2 separate regions of the Homo sapiens genome follow, and region 2 is linked to region 1. Evidence: chromatin loops called from intact Hi-C (ENCODE). Cell type or tissue: A673. All regions are shown on one strand.

What was found. Peaks named below come from ENCODE experiments on the same cell type or tissue, not always from the same donor. Only the 100,000 strongest peaks of a DNase experiment are listed, where the experiment ranks them.
Region 2: a loop joins it to region 1, with 4 times the contacts of the local background. A loop is called at or near these places in 2 of 110 quality-filtered maps.

The regions. Positions count from the first base shown.
Region 1 is chr9:28,461,125-28,469,124 of GRCh38, forward strand. All of the region lies in intron 4 of LINGO2 (leucine rich repeat and Ig domain containing 2), which reads right to left. Among named protein-coding and RNA genes, the nearest start is that of MIR876, 400 kb to the right of the region's middle. In A673, no CTCF peak of the experiment used is centred here; a DNase peak (open chromatin) is centred at 3,517.
Region 2 is chr9:28,400,492-28,408,491 of GRCh38, forward strand. All of the region lies in intron 4 of LINGO2 (leucine rich repeat and Ig domain containing 2), which reads right to left. Among named protein-coding and RNA genes, the nearest start is that of MIR876, 460 kb to the right of the region's middle. In A673, no CTCF peak of the experiment used is centred here; no DNase peak of the experiment used is centred here.

The sequences.
Region 1 (8,000 bases):
CACTTTTATAACAACATAAAATGATAGAAGATAGTACTGGAAATTGAAGTTGATTCTAAAGGAATACAAATCAAAATAATGTTCCGGATGGGCTTTTTGAAACATATTATACAATATCGAGATAATAAGACAATTCTTGATCTGCCTCACTAGGAGCCTAAAGTGCTATACAAGCAGTATTTTCACAGTCTCAGTGCTCTCTCCCTACCATTCATCCCTCACTATCATTTACTTCGTGGCTTTCTGAAATGGTGTTTCCTGGCCATACAGGGTATCTTAAATTTGTGTTTACTCCATCAAAAATAGCAACACATTTTGTATCAAACAAAGTCCTAATGACTTAGGTTGGGCATGTATTATTTTTTCTTGACTGGAAATAACTAAAACATGAAAATAAAAAGAAATGTTAGATTCTTAAAGATGTAAACAATTGCTCTAATGAGTAACAAATATTGAGAATTGATGTCCTGAAAGATAGGGCTCACTTCCCTACAGCTGATGCATCAGCTGATCTGACTTAGCACAGTCTGTGAATCAATGTCATTGTTGTTTTTATTTGCAGGGATGTGGAGAGGAGAGTAAGAGGATAGTTTCTGAGAGTCTAATATGGACAAAAGTTACAAAAACATCAGGCTCCAAAGGCAAGTAGTAGTTCCTGATTATATCTGTTAATGACTCTCAGGCAAAGAAAAGTAATTGTTGTGCAGTCTATGACATTACAGCAATGGTGACAGCTCTACATATTTATCTCATTTAAATTTTTTAACTACTCTGTGAGTTATTAGATGTCAGCAGTCCATTTTACAGATGAGGGAACATAGGCTGAAAGAGAATCAGTGACTTAGTCTAATGTTACAAACTGAGCAACCACAGAGCCAAGATTTGAAGCATCATCTGTCTCCTTTCAAAATCTGTATTCATTCTCCTCTAATGTTATGTCTTATCTCAACACTATTCTTTATCTTTATCTTTGTTTACATAAGTCCTAAGTCATGCTACCTTCTAATCTCATAGAATCAGAGTAACTGAATGGATTTCCCAGAGAACCTGACTCTGTCCATTAGGGTTAGATGAAGAGAGAACAGTCATTTAGCTGCCATTATAATTGTTAGTAACTGTTGCAGAATCCCTAAGGTGAAATTATTTCAGTTTAAATAATACAGAATTATGGCAGATAATTTGATTTTTAACAATTTTTTTACAAATAAAACAAAAACCAATGCCCTTATTTTCATTTTACAATCAGCAGAAAGGGTCACACACTAGAATAACATTCATCATGCTCTAGCTAAAAAAAAAAAAAAAAAAAAAAAATTATACCTGAGTTTGCAATTTGCAATGACATCTCACTTTTGAAAGGGATCAAGCACACTTGGTCCACAATTGAAGACCACAAATAGGGGGAAAAAATGGAGTTGTAAATTTCTGTCACCTTTCTCTTCAACCATTATTTTACAGGGCTCCAAAAATTTACATAGATTACATATAAATGATTTTTTAGTTTGTGCTATTATTTATTGAAGGGATAAAAATTAATCATAATTCTTGCTCACACTCATAGGATATTAGTGATGAAAATATCTTTGGGCATTTTCTAGTTTAATTACCTCCCCCCACAATTTTAAAAACAAGGAAACAGTGGCTCAATGAAGTAATGTGGATTCATAGAGTAACTTGGTTGTGAGTGGTAATTAAGTTCTGAGGATTTTTCCAAGGAACTATCTATTCTGAACTAAAAATTGAAAAAAATTACCCATCATAGGATTTCTAAGCCAACTTGGTGACACCTTAAAGAGCAATGTCTTTTAACATTAAGTTTTGCAAGACAGTGTATGTCTGCAAATCGTGGGAACTACATACAGGGTTAAATATCCTGAACAAAGAATACTAGGGCTAGAAGATGACATTTAGTTTCTGGTTTACAAAAGACACTTCTGTTTTACACTATTATCCTCAGGGAGTGATTAATAGCGCTTTTTTTTTTCCTATCAAAAGTTTCTTGGTTTGGGCAACAAATTTTATTGTTTCACAAGTTACCCTAGTCTTTGTTATTGGTATCTATAATTCTTTACCTAGATATGTAACATCACGTATTAAAGGAAAAATGACATTGTATAGGAGAGCTTAGCCATTACTTTCAATTTAGTGTGAAGAAATTTATCAAATCTCTTTTGTCTGATGCCTGAACTATAATCGATTTTTTGAATGAGTGGGATGGCAGAACAAAAGAACACTGGCACCAAAAGGCCAAAAAATATATAAATAAGTAAAAAAGAAAGAAAAATGGGATGAAGAAAAATGAGAAAAGTGTTCACCTGTCTTCCAATTTTGCCCATGGATAGTCTGGATTATAGGTATACTAGGACTTTTCATTTCTACTGACAAAAAGATCAAGTAATGTAAATTAAATAGGAGGGTTTAAGACTTGAGTATTAGGGGCAAATGGCTTGTAAAAGGTCATCTGAACTGCCATAAAGGAAAAATCATGGACATTTACTTGACCTTACACAGACAAATATGTGTGCATGTTTGTGCTGTTGTATACAAAAATATTCACTTAAGATGGCTTCAGGGAAGGGGAGAGAGCCAAGATGAGCCATTGAAGAGTTTTATAATTCAATCATAAAAATAAAATGAAAAAAAATGATGATTTACTGAAAATAGGGTAAGCCTATGATAGCTGTTTTAATTGAGTGCATTTGGCAGGAAAAAATATCTTTAACAGAGCCAATACATTTAAAGCACCTTGTATTCACTCCTCCCTGTCACAATAAAGATAATTATTTTTTATTTAAAGTTAGAGGAAATGAGCCTGTTTTCATCTTAATGTACTTCACATTATGCCTGTATAAGGAGGAAATCCATAAGTTATAGAGAATCAAAATATTGCTAGGGTTTTCTGCATATTTATCAAGACAAAACATTTCCCTAACACTTAAGGTTGGGAAGACAATATTCTGTTCAGGGAAACGACCTCACAATTCTTGTAGTCTATGGTATGAATTATTATTTCATAATACAATATTTCAATATTTTCCCATGTAATTAAATTAGCAAATGTATTTTATACAACATAGGATCTAAGCTACAGAGTGATTGGCATAAATTCTATTCCTGTGTTACACTATAACTACTTTGTTATCTCCCTGTTTATCTGCCAAGAAAGTAGTTATAATCAGAAGGCTTTTCCATGTTCAGTTTTCTTGAAGAATAAACATAAATTAATACAAAATAAATCTAAGTTTTATATTATAGTTGTTTGGATGAATGAACATTCAATCTTCTGTTTAATAACACCTACTAATGGTTGTTTTCGTTTGCTGTACATGGCTGTCATCCTCAATGATTTTTGTTTCTGAAGAATATGTTAAATATACAGTTCCTTATATGCAAAACTAAAAATGTTCCTGCTTTGAAAGCCATGTGTTTGTGGAAGAAATGTATTAATGACATCTGGGGTATAATTTCAGGGAAAATAAACATGCCTAAATGAATAGGTCATAACTTCCGTATTTCCTCTCAATTTATTTTACTGTATTGTTAAAGAAACTCTTAGAAATTCTTGGTAAAGGCCATCATCGGCTTTTTATTTTAGAGTGGGGAACTTGGCTATAGAAAATTACTTAATAGCTCACTACTTAAGGTTTCCAAGACAACATTTCAACATTGGATTTGACATAGATTTCTTGAGCAACACCCCACAAGCACAGGCAATCAAAACAAAAATAGACAAATGGAATAATATTGAGACAGGATAGTTCCCCTGACCAGTTTGTGGGACTCATGAAGGGGTGGCTTGCTTACTCAGCCCGCAGTGCTCAAAACCCTTGTGGGAGTAGGAGCACACAGGTGAGAAGGTGCAGGAGCAGGGGCAAGTAACTTTGGGCGCCGCCCCCCCGCCCCACATACAGGCCTGTGGCAGTGTCTACAGGTTGCATGCGACCTCTGGATCCTGAAAGGGTGAGTGTTACAGTGTACTCTTTGTTTTGCTGTCTGTGGATGGCTTAAGTGTTAAAACAGCTCAGTGGAGAGTCAGTGTGACAGCGTCTTGCACCCATACCTGGGTCCTTGTCCTCTCATTCCAAGAGGAATGAGGTCACAAGGACTTGAAGGATGGTGAACATAGAAATTTTATTGAGTGGTGGAAGTGGCTCTCAGTAGGATGGAAAGCTGGCAAGGGGATAAAGTGGGAAGGCGGCCTAACCATCCCCGGCTGAACTCCTCTCTGACCGTTGTCTCTGATGTCCAGCTGCTTCTTCTCCTCTCAACGTTCAGATGCTTCTTTCTTTTGTGTGTGTGCGCTGAGTTTGGGATCTGGGGTTCTTATGAGCACAAGATAGGGGGCATGGTAGGCCAAAAGGCAACATTTGGTTGGGAAAACAGGGAAGTGAAGTTCTCACTTAGGGCCACAAATTCAGGCTTGAGGGTGGAGCCCTTGCCAGGGACTCCGCCCTCTTTTACCCAATATTTCCCTGCTTCCTGTTCATATCAATATCAAGTTAAAAAGCTTCTGCATAGCAAAGGAACCAATCAAGAAATTGAAGAGACGATCCACAGAATAGGAGAAAATATTTGCAAACTACCCTTCTGAAAAGGGATTAATAACCAGAATATATAAGGAGCTCAAACAGCACTATAGGAAAAAATTGAATAATCCAGTCAAAAATGGGTTAAAGATCTGAGTAGACATTTCTTAAAATAAGACACAAAATGGCAAACAGGCATATGAAAAAGGTACTCAACATCGCTGATCATCAGAGGAATACAAATCAAAACTACAATGAGATATCCTGTCACCCCAGTTAAAATGGTTTTTATCCAAAAGACAGGCAATAACAAATGCTGATGAGGATATGCAGAAAAGGGAACCACTGTGCACTGTTGGTGAGAATGTAAATTAGTACAACCACTATGGAGAACAGTTCAGAGGTTTCAAAAAAAAAACTAAAAACAGAGCTACCATATAATCCAGCTATTCCACTGCTAGGTAGATACTCCCCCAAAAAACAAAGCAGTATATTGAAGAGATACCTGCACTCCTATGTTTATTGCAGCACTGTTCACAATAGTCAAGATTTGGAAACAACCTACATGCCCACAAACAGATGAATGGATAAAGAAAATGTGGTACATATACACAGTGAAGTACTATTCAGCCATAAAAAAGATGGCTGATCCCATCATTTGCAGTGACATGGATGGAACCAGAGGTCATTATGCTAAATGAAATAAGCCAGGCACAGAAGGACAAACTGATCATGTTCTCATTTATTTGTGGAGGATAAAAATTAAAATAGTTCATGAGACAGAGAGTAGATGATGAGTTTGGGAAGGGTAGGTGGAAGAGGGGGAGGTGGTGATGATAAATGGGTACAAATAATAGAGTTAATAAGATATAGTATTTGATAGCACATCAGTGTCACTATTGTCAGTAATAATTTAATTGTACATTTTGAAATAAATGAAAGAGTACAACTGGACTGTTTGTAATACAAAGGATAGATGCTTGAGGTGATAGATACCCCATTTACTCTGATGTGACTATGACACATTTTATGCTTTTATCAAAATATTTCATATACCCCATAAATATATATACCTACTCTGTACCCACAATAATTATAAATTAAAAAAAGACAGCATTCCATTTCACTAAAAGTGTGACTTTAACTCAAAGTGTTTTTCTCTTTTATTAAATTGAACACAAGGCATGAATAAAATTATCCAGCTATCTCTGTATCACATGCATATTGTTGAACTTTAGAAATGGTGTTACAAACTGGTTAAAAATGACTAAAATTATTGTTTATACACACTTAATCCAAACTAACTCTGCTGATGAGATACAAAGGCAAAGTGGGTGGATTTGTTCCACTAATAAAAATAACCCTAGCTGACTCTCTTTTTTTTTGGGGGGGGGGGACGGAGTCTCGCTCTGTTGCCCTGGCTAGAGTGCAGTGGCGCCATCTTGACTCACTGCAAGCTCCGCCTCCTGGGTTCACGCCATTCTCCTGCCTCAGCCTCCCGAGTAGCTGGGATTACAGGTACCCACCACCACGCCTGGCTAATTTTTTGTATTTTTAGTAGAGATGGGGTTTCACCGTGTTAGCCAGGATGGTCTCGATCTCCTGACCTCTCGTAGTCTGCCCTCCTCGGCCTCCCAAAGTGCTGGGATTACAGGTGTGAGCCACCATGCCTGGCCCCCTAGCTGACTCTTAACCTCAGCTCTTTCTCCTTTCAAATCATATACTAGAGTAGCAAACAACATAGTGAAAACAATATTGACATGAGAAACGTATAGATTCTGCTTTCCCTATGATGAAAGGCTTATAACATATTTTTTAGTCATTGGAATTCTTCTTTGTTAATGCTGAAATCATATATCTAAAATGAACCACAATTCCTTAAATACCATAGCATGCATTTTCTCCTTCAAAAGTTAGCTTATAACACTGTTGCTTGTTTGAACAACAAACTGATTAAAACTAGAAAACTACAGTAAAATTGAAGAAGTAAATATTTTTATTACATATTATTATTTTTTATTATTTTTAATGAGTAAAAATTGGTTGATCCACTGGAATTTTTTTAAAGAAGCCTAATTCAACACAGTGCTTATTGGGGTCATAGATTGCAAATAAAAGTCACATGAAAAATTAATCTTTACCTTTGAGTCATATATTAGAGTAGGAAATAACATAATACAACTGTGTCAACATGAATAACTAACTAATTCTGCTTTCCCTGTTTGAAAGGCTTATAACATATTTTCAAGTCATTGAAATTATTTCCAATGCTGAAATCATATATCAAAATAATATACAAAATATACAATATTGTATTACATTCACAATGTATTTTGTTAAAAACTTTTAAAAAATAATCAGGAAAGTAGCAGAATAGAAAGCTCAAAGCCCTTTTATCCATCACAGAAAACAAACACTAAAATAAATAGATAAACTTATAGACTGATTTATATAATTTAATAGTATATCTGATAGTCAAAAATCTACAGAAACCAAGCAAATGCCCAATCAAGAAAAAGCCACATTAAAAATGGTAAGAAATTTCATAGTGTTTTACTTGCCTTTGCCCCATTCTTTATCCTATGTTGTGCTTCACAGGTGGAAGATGATGTCAATACCCAGTTCCCTCACTTGGACCAGAAAGAGCGAAGTAGATCATATTTGCAAGGTTATAACCAGTGTGAGCACTGCCAAGGCACTAGTTTCTCACTCTCCTTACTTGGAACTCAGAAGAGGAAACAGTAGTATAGTTGGGATCTTAGGCTAGAAACCATGTAAACCAGTGGCATGCATGCAAAAACTGCAGGAGAGAGGGGAAGTTGCAGGTCCACAGAAACTGAAGGTAAGAGATTATTGGGAAATAATACAGTAGAACATCTAAGGCCCCAAGAAGAAGCTGAGTTGAGACTCCTTGAAACATAACAGGGTCTGTGAGTGACATCTGCAAGTTGGTAGATTAGAAAGCTCCAAGCCCTTGTTTACCCACAGGAACATTAAAAACAACAGACTGACTAATACAGGTTTTTAGGAGCTCTGGAAAGCAATCACAGTTCTACAGTATTTATAAGAGGGAAAAGCATACACACATGCTCAGACAGAATATATGCTCAGAAAAGGTCTCAGAGGACTTTATGTGTTCATATTACATTGATTAGTAAGTTTTCCCCTGCACAGAGCCAGTGTGCAAAAACTGAGGGATGTGGCCTCTTTTTTAAATGACCAAATTTCAACAAAAATATCATAAAGCATTCAAAGAGATAGGGTAATACGGTCCATCAAAAGGAACAAAGTTAACTTTCAGAAACTGTCTCTAAAGAAACACACACATCAGCCTCACTAGATAAGACTTTAAAATAATTGTCTTAAATATGCTCTAAGAGCAAAAGAAGAATGTGGAGAAAATTCAAGGAAGTAGAGAAACAATATATGAACATAATTAAAATATCGATAAATATAGAAATCATAAAAAAGAAC
Region 2 (8,000 bases), 61 kb before region 1:
AAAACATTTACCAGTATATCACTGGTTTAAACAACTGGTTTGTTGGAGAGTTAAGAATAACATGACTAAGGGATGTAAAAGTGCCTTGTAAAACAACATGCATTGTAAGGTATCGTTAATAATATTCTATGCATAGTGTTTTGATAGCTCAAACCTTGAACAAATAATTATCAAAGGTACCCATGAACAAAGAAGAGTTGAGACAAAAGGGTAATTAATGATGGTTGATAGTGGCTTTCTCAAACTTAAAGCTTAATGCAGGTGCAGGAAAACATTAACAAAAGATGAAATTTAAGAGAACAACACGAGTAAGGTAAAGGGAGCATGTAAGAAGTTCTGAAAAATAAATTAATTCAACATATGAGGGTGTTTGAATGTTACACAGAACTGCAAATAATTGGAAAGATATATTTTAATTTTTTATGTTCTGCAAAAGTCTGAACAGATCTTTTGAAATCATTTTTTCTGTTTTTTATTTCTTTCATGGACATTGAATCAAGGTGACTGCTCCTAAACACCAATAACATTAACATACGGAAATGTGTTTGCATTATTAATAATCATATGTACAATGTTTATATATGAAAAACAAAATATAATGTTATATTTTATGAATAAGTGAAAGACATGTAGTGACAAAACAAGGGTACAATTAAGATTTTAAATGTTCTTTTTTTTCCTTTATTTCTTAAAAACCGAGATAAATGTGCAGACTGTACAGATTTGTTACATAGGTATATTTGTACCATGCTGGTTTGCTGCACCTATTGAGCCATCCTCTAAGCTCCCTCCCCTTACCCCCAACCCCCAACAGGCCCTGGTGTGTCTTGTTCCCCTCCCTGTGTCCATGTGTTCTCAATGTTCAACTCCCACTTATGAGTGAGAACATGTGGTGTTTGGTTTTTGGTTTCTGTGTTAGTTTGCTGAGGATGATGGCTTCCAGCTTCATCCATGTCCCTGCAAAGGACATGATCTCATTCCTTTTTATGGCTGCAGAGTATTCCATGGTATATATGTACCAAATTTTTTTATCCAATCTGTTACTGATGGGCATTTGGGTTGGTTCCATGTCTTTGCTATTGTAAATAGTGCTACAGTAAATATATGTGTGTATGTGTCTTTATAGTAGAATAATTTATAATACTTTGGGTATCTACCCAGTAATGGGATTGCTGGGTCAAATGGTATTTCTGGTTCTAGGTCCTTGAGGAATTGCCATACTGTCTTCCACAATGGTTGAACTAATTTACACTCCCACCAACAGTGTAAACGCATTCCTATTTCTCCACAGCCTCGCCAGCATCTATTATTTCCTGATTTTGCAATAATTGCCATTCTGACTGGCATGAGATGGTATCTCACTGTGGTTTTGATTCGTATTTCTTTGATGATCAGTGATGTTGAGCTTTTTTTCATATATCTGTTGGCCCTATAAATATCTTCTTTTGTGAGGTGTCTGTTCATATCATTTGCCTACCTTTTGATGGGGTTGTGTTTTTTTCTTGTAAATATATTTAAGTGTTCTTTAGATTGAAAAAAAGGATAAGATTTATAAGGAAAGACTAGCTTTTTGGCATTTAAGTGACCAAGGCCTCACTAGGGCAACACAAGCAATTCTAAAACCCCACCCAGGTGGATACAGTTAATGTCATGCAGCCTGGGATCTCCTCCCTTATCTATTTTGTCATTTTATGAGTACTTATAGCCACACAACTAAAGAAAAAACAATAACTTAGGATAGGCATTATGAAACAAAGAACAAATTGTATTTTCTTTTATTTGTATTTCCTCTCTCTTTTCTTTCCCCCCTATTTGTTGAAAAAAGTGTTAGTATGTGAAAAGAGGAATAGTCGCAGTTAAAACTTCATATTATATATAAATCTAATGCAGAGTAGAAGATAAAACATTGAAAAAAGTGAGATTAGAAAATAAGAAATCATCATCAAGGTGTCAAAAAACAGCGAATGACAAGTATAACAAAAATCATCAATGATTTTACAACTTTTTGCCATGAAGAATCTTTCCAGCAGATCCGTACACTGCCTCCTATCTTCTCTGCCCCACTTCTCCTCCCTTCCTTCTTCCCTCTCCCTCCTTCCCTCCCTTCCTTCCTCTCTTCTTTTCCTCTTAGGTATCTGCTCTCCTTCACTCTCTCCTCCAACACATCATCTCTGTTTAGATCAGAATTAACTCTACAAAGGTCCTTTTCTAAGGCACACATCTGACATGACATGCACACAATGAGAGACAACCCTTTCCCCCACTATATCCCAGGCTATCTTTCCCATCACGTTTTTTCTGTCTTCTTTCTCAGTGGACCCCCTGCTTCAGCAACATTTCAACAGGATAGTTCCCAAACACCTTACACTTTTAGCCTTTTCATTGAAAAGAAGGTAGAATGTGCAGTAGAAAAAGCAGGGTTTTGGCAAAATCACATCGGGTCTCTACCACTTAACAGTTGTAGTATGAAAAGCAAGTTACTAGGCTTTTCAATGCCTCAGATTCTTAATGCATAAAATAATGATACCCTATCTAGGGTTTTTGTGAAAAATAAATGAGATAACACATGTGAACTTTCATTAAGATAACTTTGATAATTAGTCAACTGTAGTGATGATAAAGGTGATAATGACTGTGCTGGCTGAATATTTCCCCTCTGCTGCTCCAGATTTGCCTCGTACTTTTCCCACTGGCTCTGTATTCCAAAATGCTGAACTTCATGGACTTAATTAATGGGCTCCTTTCTCTTTGGTGTCTGGTTGGAGTAGTGCAAAGAGAGGTTCCTGTAGGAGATGAATGGAGAGGAATCTTTGGAGTATTTATTCCCGAGGCTCCCTCCCAGCTCCTCTACAGGATGGCAGGGGTTGCATTATTCTGTCAAAGGCTGCAGCTTCTATAAGGTGGCTATTTCTCATGGCTACACCTTCTCTTCAGGTCTGACAGCTAGCTCTTCTGGCTCTTTCTGTTCTAGAAATGGTAATGTATATCATTGGGGTGCCACCTGTCCTGCCAGGATTCTGACAAATGCAGTAATTATGATTGTTGTCTTTGCCCGCAATACCTTTATTTAACCTCTTCTAAACTTATCGAGGCCCTACCCTGTTCTCAAAGAATGACTAAAATGCTATTGTTTTAAATAATTATGACAATGCCACCCCTCTCCTTTTTTTTTTTTTTTCAAAGGATGACCTCAACTTTTCCTGGACGCCCAGAATAATATGCATGAAACTTTAATCTAGTTTGGCAAGAAGCAGAGTTTACATAATAGTAATTTGGTTCCTGCCTATAAAATTGTGAGCCTGTTGGAGATCAGGGACTGGATCCTACTCAAATATACCCTAGAAACACTTGCTACAGTTATTTGCACATGGAATATGAATATAAGATTTTTTAAATGGAATTAAATCCTTTTTTTGGCATCATCTCTATTCTTCTCCCAATTCCTTAAGATGAAGATTAATTTAGTCTCTCTGCTTTCTTTAATTATCTCTCTAATTCTGTCTTTACCTATTTTTTTATACCAAAGGACGCCCACAACCTGACCCAATAAGCCAAAATCTTTTCCCCTTAAAAACCAAGTAGAAGTTGGTAACACTCATGTATGAATAACTTTTCTTTGCTAATACACATTCATAATTTTTGCCCCAAATATCTTTAAAAATATACCCCTATATCTCAACTTACTTTCTTCAAAGCTGTCTTTTTTGTTTCTTTCTTTCAGCACATGCTAATAAGTAAGCTTTCTTTCATTGCTTATTTCTGTACTTTTTTGTATTATTAAAACAATATGTTGCTCTTTTCTATAAAAGATGAATAAATATATTCTCCAAATGATTCGTGGTAGAGGTTTAAAGAAAAAAAATCAGCTTACTTTATTAACTTAATTTTCTTTTTAAAAAATTATTAAACCTAACAGGTAGTCTATTTCAAGCATTTGAAAACTGAAAGTCTCATAGATGTTATTTACTCTAAATTATATTACTAAAAAGAATATTCTGTCAGAAATGAATTTCTACAATGTACCATAAAATGTATGTGATTATATTCAAAAGAAAAAATATATATGAAGTATGAGAACCTATAGCACTACTGTGCTGAGCTAAAGCTTGGCTAGTGAGAGGCTAAATGTTGCCTCTCCCTGGAATATCCCTGGAATATTTCTTTTGACATAAATTTCTTTTGAAATATTCCAGGCATACTTGCATCACTTGGGCACCTGCATTCAGGCTTGACAATCAGCTCTTTATTGTAATCTCACTTTGTGTAATCATTTTTTGCCACTGTAGGTATGGCAAGGCTGAATAATTTCATCCATAAGTGAGCTGCAGTGACTTTTAGAGTAGAAAGTAGTAGCTACTGAAATGTATGGAAGAATGTGACTGCTGTTAAAACTAGAGGCTCAGCCGCTTTGTGTGTGTGTGTGTGTGTGTGTGTGTAAAATTCCAGAAGGACTACACCTTTGAGCTTGCCATATAAACCTTTGACTGAGGAATTTCATTTGGAGCAAGCCAGCGGAAATTTAATTTTCAATTAAATTTAAAAAGATCTAACTCAATAAGGAGAAGTGTGCCTTTCTCGTTAGGAGATATAGAAAGAAAACACTGAAAACCAAATCCCTGCCAAGGGATCTTATTGTAGAAGTCTTTGATTAGGTTCACTGACATTTTAATATTCTGCAAGTTTAAAACTTTCAAAGAACACTAATATATATTACGTAACTTGTATATTTAATTTAAGGCATTTTATTTCTTATTCTCTCTTGAGCTTTAGCAACACTGTATTATTATTCGACATTGTTATATTAATATGTGTCCTCTCAATTGAAATAGAATTGGGTCCTTCAAAGAGAGTGCTCATTCTGAAACCTCTATCATAGTTAACTCTAAAACTGTGTCTTCATTCCTGTCTTCTCAGGGGAGTCTGGGCCCATCGCCTCTAGTTAGAGGTCTTACTGTCACATCAAATTCAATTTAATTTGTTATTTCTAGTACCAACCTCACCAATTCCTTCATGTAGGTAGCTTTTCCTCCATTTAAAAATGTATTAAATTTACCTCTATCACTATTAGATTTGTAGCATTTACCACATAATAGAAACACACAGACATATACATATACACATTCTAGAAGTAAAAGGAGGAGAGTAAAATAGAATTACTTTATTGCTGTGCTTGTTTTAGTTATCCATTGAAAATGGTTTTAGAAGTGGTTGTTTTTAGAATAAGACAAACTTCTCTTTCTATCAAGTTTCCAGACATTGGTGTCAGGGCATTTTTATCTCTTCCTTCTCTTCATTTCCCACCTCCAATCAATACTTAAGCCTTCTCTATGGTTTTTATATGACTCCGTTTTTCTTCCTTCCTTTTTATTTTTTATTTCACCAACCGTGTGTAGACTAAAGGTTACCTCATTCCTTTATTCATTCAACCAAAGAGCATTTATTAAATGGCTGGCTATTAGCAAGGTATTAAGGTACTTTAATTCCTAAATATGCCAATAGCTTTCTAATTTTTCTCCAGGACTCTAGTTCCTTCCTGCACTACCAATGCATTCATATTTTTCTTATCTTTATTCTAATTCCTTGTTTTCAAAATTCCCTTGACATATCGTTGTTCATTGGATAGAATTTGAAGTTTTGACTTACATTCGAGATTTCTGGAATGTGCGGCTGGGTGCGGTGGCTCATGCCTGTAATCCCAGCACTTAGGGAGGAGGTGGGCAGATCACTTGAGGTCAGGAGTTCAAGACCAGCCTGGCCAACATGGTGAAACCCCATGTCTACTAAAAATATAAAAATTAGCTGGGCATGGTGGTGTACGCCTGTAGTTTCAGCTACTTGGGAGGCTGAGGCAGAATTGCTTGAATTCAGGGGGCAGAGGTTGCAGTGAGCCAAGATTATGCCACTGCACTCCAGCCTGGCAGCCAGAAATCCAAAAAAGATTTCTGGAATGTTGCTACTACCTGTCAATCTTTGCCTTTCATTATGGCTAAATGTATTTAATTGATGACCATTTCCAGCCAGACATTAGCTTGCTATTCTCTTTATGCATCCTCTATTTTCTTCATTTCTATATAATAAAACCATATATTCAGATTAATTAACAGAACAGGTGAAAACAACTCTCCCTACTCTATCTCCACCAGATTCTGACTATGTATACTTCAGAAAATTTGCTTTGACATTTCTAGACAAACATGAATCCATCTGCAGCATTCTCCAACCAAATTGTTCTTATTATTATTTCTTATTTGTTCTTTAAGGACCAAGTTAAATATACAACAAGGATAAACATGTTTCTAGATTTTATAAAGGTACTGTGAAAAAGCTATTTTAATTCATTCTTCCCACCAACATTGGTCCAGGTAAAAGAAATTTCCAACTGCATTGTGCTACTGATACTTGGCTTTTAGAGTTCATGATGATTCTATAGTCCAGACACTCAAGATAACCACCAGCAAAAATCCCAATTAGTCTCTTAATTCCTGTGTTGGGTGCAGTTACTAAAGAAATCTCCAACTGCAGGGGCTAAGTTTTATAAGAAAGAATATATGATACTACTACATTTTTGTTTCTAGGGCTATATGTATATCCCTATATATAGAGATGCATATATAAATATGTATGCACTTATGATAGTTTATAGTGGTGCATAAACTATTTATCAAGATAAGGAAAGAAGGAAGGACATAAGAAAGGGAAGAAAAGAAAGAAAATAATTTAAAAACAATAAAAAAAGGAGGGAGGGGCAGGTTAAGGAATAATTGAGGCAAAGAGAAAAAAAAGATAGAAAAATATAATGAGCCAGAGTAAGGTTATAGAAAAAAATCACTTATGATATGGAAAATTCACTTACTTGTAACTCAGCAAGGCAGGGCTGAAAGGCTAGCCATAAATGTGTAAAGCACTATTCAAAGGTTATTATTGCTCCTTAATGAATGGCCCTATTTGGAGGCAAATGATTACACAGAATTAAAAGCACAGACGCACATTTCTCAGCTCACCTAAGTCCCTGTGCCAAGATTCTGGTTATCACAGAGGAGAGGTTTCTAAGGCCACAGCACACAACTTAAGAAAGGAAGCTTGGATTTGTTGCCAACACTTGCAAATTTTCCTAAGGGTTTCTGCTAATTTGCAGCACATAGCAAAACAAGTGTGAAAGTATGAAATGACGCATGCTAAAGGGAAGGTTGAAAAAGCGGGGAGAAGGAGAGAATGGTTCTATTTCAGGAGGATGCCTGATTTCATTAAAATCAACTGTTAACCTTTTCCTTACATTATATTTACTGAATCACTATAATTTTACAAATAAGTCTGTATCTCAGTCTTATCCATAAATCTTTCTGTGAAGCAAGCAGACCATAAGATTCACCCCAATGAAGTCTTCTTTGTTGGCCAAAGCATTCTAACAGAATAAAAACTTGTAAAACAATGTGCATTTGAAATAGTGTACAGAAAGCCCAGTCCTTGACTGGGCAAAGTAACTCATGGAGTAGTAAGAGTACAGCGAGAGGGAGGGAGGGAGAGAAAGACAGAAAAGAGAAGCAGTCTGACTATTTTACTAATTTGCTTAAAATTTTTTCAACAACCCTGTTATCTGTAAAGGGAGGAGGCAGTGCTGAGGGACTGTTGGGTAAAACCAACACTCGTCTAGGTTCATATAGAGTCAGTAACTTACAAGGTACCCTTGGGTACATCATTTATCTCCTTTAAATTTCAGCTTTTTCATGTGGAAAGCAAGAAAATGTTTATGAATATTGTAAATATTTTCCTCTATATGTTTGCTTCACTGAGATCACTTTACAGAGCACTTAATACATTGCATGGCAAATAAGAAACACCAGAAATATCTTGAGTATTATCACTATTATTAGTTTCAACGTGGACTGGTAGATTTGGAAAAGCCTCCAGAGGATTATGCTTTTATTTCTACATCAGGGAACTCAGGACCAGGGATGCTTCCTAACTTTCTCAAAGTCATTCAACATGGATGAAGCTGGAAA